Regions from separate parts of the Mus musculus genome. Here region 2 is linked to region 1. The links are chromatin loops, found by intact Hi-C in ENCODE. Cell type or tissue: heart. All regions are shown on one strand. Each heading gives the region's core, and the rest is flanking DNA. Links, peaks and the distances in the headings are about the cores only.

Region 1 (2,807 bases), core at 30-2,529:
GGCCAGGCTTCATTCTTGTTGGGTTTCTCTAGGCCATTTGGCTTAGGGGATGGCCATTAGCAAGAACAGGTTTGGGGCTGATGAGACGGCTCAGTGGGTAAAAGTGCCAAGCACACCACTTGGGTCTGACCCAGGAACCACGTGGTTGAAGGAGAGGACCAGCTCCTGCATGTTACCCTCTGACCTCCGCAGGTGCTCGATGGCACGCCCCCAACACGCACAAATCAAAAGAGCAGGTTTGGAGTCAGGGTGATGCCATGGCTGGGGCGTGGGGTTTCAAGTACTGGTAGACCATGTGTGTGAATAAGCTCCGTAGACGTCTAGACAGAGAAGGAGAAGCAAGCAAAGAGATCTAGGCTGGGTTTTCAGACTGGGAAGTTTTGGCTTCTTGAGGTGAGTGAAGCCTGAGTGAGCACATAGGGGTATAGAGCCAGAAGAGGCCTAGGGGCAGAGCACCCCAGAGCAGTTCTACAGGAAAGACACCGGGAGCTCACTCCTCAGTGACTCAGTGACTGCACGCCGGGCAGTCCTGAGCAGGCTCAGGGACTCTTCTCCCCTTCTGTTTTTGCTTTTCCATGAAAGGGATAGTTGTATAACTGAGCTTATATCCACATGTCAGGCATTCAGAATAAATATCATTTCCCCAATAAAGTCACAGTATTTATCAGCATTGTGTCTATTCTCTATTTTAGTGCATACTCTGTTAATAATTAGATTTAACTAATTTAAATCTGAGATGCAAAATTAGGTTACTGGTTGACTCTCTCACGTATCCACTGTTAGCTGGTACTGTCTCACTCTTACCTGTGAAGTTAAGGATGTCAGATGAGATGATGTTTTTATATGGTATGCTGAGATATGACACATGGCAATATAAACTAAATTATAATTTGAAGCAACCATCAATCCTCTTGTCTTTTCTACCTCTGATGTAAACTGAGATCCGAGTACTGATTCTTCAACACTGACTTAAAAATTAATAATAAATTATCAAAAATAAACACACAGACCCCCTTGTAGGGAGTATGTAGCTCTAACGTGTCACCACTAGGGGTCAGTCTCTTCATGGGCGGTTCGTGCCCTCAGGAAGGTCTGCATAGTCCCAGCTCTGGACTAGAGGCGTTGCCAGGCGGTTCTTCTCTTCTCTCTCTCTCTCTCTCTCTCTCTCTCTCTCTCTCTCTCTCTCTCTCTCTCTCTTTCTCTCTCTCTCTCCTCTCCTCTCCTCTCCCCTCCCCCCCTCTCTCTCACACACACACACACCCCTCTAGACATGCTGTGCAGTCTTGGTTTGTTGTGATGATGTAAATGTACTTTTGAGGATTCAGTCTCATTCTGAGATCTCACAGCTGAGATAACCCAGGTTACCCGAGTTAGACCAGGTTATCGTTGGGTTGGACGCTCATTGTCCCTTGGTTTCTGCCATGGTATTGTTGTTTAAGCCTGCGCTGCCCAACTGTTGAAAGAATTTATATCTCCTGAGCTTCTTCATAGACAGAAATCCTTAGCTTTCACAAATAGGTTTGATTTTCTATCAGTTGTTTCTTATTGTGTTTGTTCTGTTTCTACAGTGAACTATCAAAGTACTGGATAGTGTTTCAGGGCAAAAGTGGTAGATGTTCTAAAGGAGCCAGTTAGTAAGACAGGAATGAGCCACAGAGAGCTGTCAGGAGCTCTGAACATCTCCCTTTGAGTAATCAATCACTAAGAGTTGGGACAGCATAACATTGAAGTGAGAAGAAGGCAGTACAGGTTGGATTCCCTGAAGAACCTGGGTTCCATTATGTCTTCTATGGGATTTGGGAACTTGCCCATAAATATTCATGCCCACATTAGTACACTAGTTACTAATGGCTTTTTGTATTTCAAAAGAAGTTTTGAAGTTAGTTCATTTTAAGAACCAAGATAATCTAGGTGTTTTAACTGTTTGAAGACTTCCTGAAATGTCTGGTCTTCAGCTGTAGTTTTCATTTGTAAGGAGTGTGGGGTTGGAAGCGTATGATTCAGAATAGTGCTGAGGGAGTCCCGCTAACCAGTTAAGTTGGTGTCCGACACCATTGCGTGGGGAGGTACTCCAGTGCATAGACTAACCTGGTCTGCTTCGACCGAACAGGGCAGCTACTGTCTTTGAAGGCGCTGTGTCGCCGTTAATCCCACTATGGCCATCTCCTGTGTTTATTTTGGACCTAGGGTAAAAAGCTGATTTCATGGGTTTTCTTTTCTGTTCCCCCCACCTCCCCTCTGACCTCTGCCTGGTCCTCGCACACGGCAGGGTGGTTTGAGCAAATGTGTGGATCGCATCTCACCATCTCGCCTTGGTTCTGCCTCCTCAGGTGCATGGACTGTACCGCACAACAGGTGCTAGTTTTGAGAAGGCCCAGCAAGAGTTTGCAACGGGAGTGATGTCCAATAAAACTGTTCAGACAGCGGCTGCAAACGCCGCCTCAACCGCAGCAACCAGCGCGGCGCAGAACGCCTTCAAGGGTAACCAGATGTAGCGAGCCTGGAAGCAGTTCTCTGTTTCCTTAGGACTGTATCTTTTTCTCCAGTTACTGTATTCTACAGATATTTTTTGTTGGAAACACACAATACACAAAAGCATGGGTATTTCCAATCCACATGTGCATGGTCTAAAAACCAGAGAAACTTCCTTGTCTTATTACTTTGCCTAATAGTTTCTTAATATTTCCATGCTCTGCACAGAAGAAAACTATCACCTGCTAAATAAATATTCTCCATATTTTTGGGGGATGGTGTTCCTCAGATTATTTCAGTGGTGACACACTGAAATGAGTATGTGACTTAAGATT
Region 2 (2,807 bases), core at 147-2,646, 62 kb after region 1:
ATGGTCAACACTGGGTCAGATAATAAGGTACTTTAGCCTGTGGTGGGCGAGGGCCAGGCCGTGAGCATCAGCACCTGAGATGGAGGCTGGAGTAAGGCGTAAAACCACACAGCTGTCACATCCCTGCTCCGGGTTCTCCCCCACCCTCCCCCGCCTCACCTCACTCACCAAGCTTCTGTAAGAACCGGCCAAACACATCACTGTTGTTATTATTTTTTTTTTTTTAAGTTTTCGTCTGTCTCTCTTCAAAGTTAGTAAGTACTTTTCATTCTGTGTCAGCCCACGCAAACCTCCCCTTTCTCTGATCTCACAGGGCACTCGGTCGGGACCACACAGCTCAGTAGTGAATGATCTCCTAGTATGTCACACAGGCTGTGTGACTCTCCAGAAAAGCTGAGTGGCTCAAAGCTGATTAAGACAGGTGGTCTTCAAAATGCACAGATGAACCCCCCCCAACACTCTCTTTCCTTCTTTCCCCTCCCTTCCCCATTTTGCATTCATTTTATACCAGCAAATGCTAAGCAACTGACAAGCATGACCCACACTGCCTGTGTGCTAAGGAGGCATGTTTTTACGTTAACTAAGCCATGGTATGGAAAGCTTCCAGTCACCTCTGGTACTGTTTGGTTCATGCACAGTGTTATAAATGAAGAGGGACTGAACTGGGTCACTGTCTTGTTTGTTTCCTTAAAAAGGCTCTAACTGGTGATCCTGAGGCTGCAGAATTTTATCTGCCAACACTGCAAAACGGACAGAAGAAACATGATGCGTCTTCCCTCAGTCGACAGCTTCCGACCAAGCTCCTCCTCTCAGTTCCAAAATATCAGTCACAGCTCTGGACTCAGTTGTCCCTCTCAAACTGCCGAGGGCCTGGTGGTCAGCAGCAGGAGCCGTTCAGAACTATGTCGTGTCTGGCATCTCTGAGCCGGGAGGTCTCTGGGAGTGTTTTTATCTGTGGCATCTCTTTAAGCATTCACTCACTACTGTCACTTTGAAGTTTCAAAACTATTCCTGGTTAGCACACAGGCTCATGCCCCCAACCCCGCTTTCAGGGTTGTGCCAATGTGGAAGCTCTCAGCTACTGCTCCAGTGCCCTGCCTGCCTGCCTGCCTGCCTGCCTGCCTGCCGCCCCTCTCCTGCCATAATGGTCATGAATTCACCCTCTGAAACTGTGAGCAAGCCCTCATTTAAATGATTTCTTTTGTAAGTTACTTTGGTCATGGTCTCTAATCACAGCATTTAAAAGTAAGCTACACCCCAAACAAGCTCTTCCTCTGTGGGCTGGACAGGGCCTTATTAAAGGGGTTCTGCAGGGCTGACCCCCATGATGCCTGCCAGGCAGACTCCACCCTTTTACTCTGCACCCTTAGCCCTTGGCAACAAGAAAGCTCCCGCTGCCTGCGATGCGCCTGCAGCCTTGGTAAGGAAGGAGCAATGCTGACCTCTAGCAGTGGCAGACAGAGCTATCGAGGGACGTGTCAGGGACGCGTCTGGGTAGAGCCCGAGGTCCCCATGAAGGAAAACAGCACCAATCTTGGCAGGAAGAACAAAGGGACAGAAGACTCTTTGCCTCCCACTTAGAGGAAGCTGGGAGCCTGTCCCTTAATGACCTGCTTGATAAATCACCCTGAGTCTGCAATCTTGCCTCTCAGCCACCCCTGCATCTCCACTTCACTTCAATCTCATGTGTGCCATTTCCCAGGACCTGCCTTGAAAACGAGCAATCATTAGGGTCTCTGGGTGGGAGTGGTGGGAAGCCTGAGGAAGAGCGTCTGGTGTGTGGCGGTGGGAGGAGTGGGGGTTGGGAACTGGGGGGTGTATGGGGGAGGTAGCATTTTCCAAGTATTCCTTGATTACCGAACCAGAGCTAGGGCCAGGGCCCAATGGAGCCTCCATGGCCTCCCATTTCCAATGAAAGTCGCATTTGAGAAGCCATGCCTTGTGTACTCTGCTGTGGCCTGTCCACTCTTTCTGAGGCTCCTTGCCACTCTAGGGACAAAGCTCTTGGAGGAGTGGGAGTCCCTTAAGATACTCTTACAGTGAGGTTTGAAAGACCTGGTCCCTGATAAAGTTACGAAAACGGGTCCCAAGCTGTCCACGAGTGGATGATCCAGTGACACAGGGAAGGGGAAATAGGAAATAAACACATGAATGACTAAGCTAAAAACCCATTAAAAACAAAACCAACACCTTTCATTGGCCAGGAACATGGCTTAGTAGTGCAGGGCTTGCCTTCCGTGCCTGGAGCCCTGAATTTGATCCTAGCACCCCTGACCCCCAACAAAGAAAAGAAACCTTGGAAAGCAGGACCCAGGGCCATAGTCCCTCACACATCCTGCCTGCCTAGCACACACACACAGAAAAAAATCAGACTACTCTGTGTGTGTGTGTGTGTATGTGTTTTAAAGCACTTTTCTTTTTAAAAATATATTCCTGTGTTGGAAAAAGAGGGGGGCCACCATGTAACTCCAGAATCTTTAAGTTGCAGAAAGTAAGTAACTCGGCCACTTTTGGATTGTTTTAAACAACTACGTCATTAAGCTTGTGTCCAATTACTTGCAGTCCCTTCTGAAATGAATTCTGCTCTACGGCGATGGCTCTGATGCAGCCTTAAGAGAGAAGGCAGCAGTCTCTAACAGGCCTCCCATTACCACCCCACCTCGGGGATGGGGTGGGGTTTGCTTTCTCCAGGAGGCTCCTTGGGAGGCTTCCGTTTCTGAGTGGGAAATATGCTGTGGCTCTCAGGAACTGGGTCAGATACGTCCAGTCCACTGCTACTTACAGAAGCCCTGGTCTTATCACCAAGC

Evidence for each region. Peaks named below come from ENCODE experiments on the same cell type or tissue, not always from the same donor. Only the 100,000 strongest peaks of a DNase experiment are listed, where the experiment ranks them.
Region 2: it touches region 1 in a loop (5-fold over the local background); 13 of 42 quality-filtered maps call a loop at or near these places.

The regions. Positions count from the first base shown.
Region 1 is chr13:94,203,687-94,206,493 of GRCm38, reverse strand. It overlaps Scamp1 (secretory carrier membrane protein 1), which reads left to right. Exons shown (of 9, transcript NM_029153.1): 9 at 2,331-2,807. The coding sequence ends at 2,495. Among named protein-coding and RNA genes, the nearest start is that of Scamp1, 80 kb to the left of the region's middle. In heart, for the core only: a CTCF peak has its summit at 1,029 (motif pointing right); a DNase peak (open chromatin) is centred at 219.
Region 2 is chr13:94,142,124-94,144,930 of GRCm38, reverse strand. The region is part of intron 2 of Lhfpl2 (lipoma HMGIC fusion partner-like 2); the gene reads right to left. Among named protein-coding and RNA genes, the nearest start is that of Lhfpl2, 86 kb to the right of the region's middle. In heart, for the core only: a CTCF peak has its summit at 1,426; a DNase peak (open chromatin) is centred at 1,420; H3K4me3 peaks cover 537 bases; H3K27ac peaks cover 1,143 bases.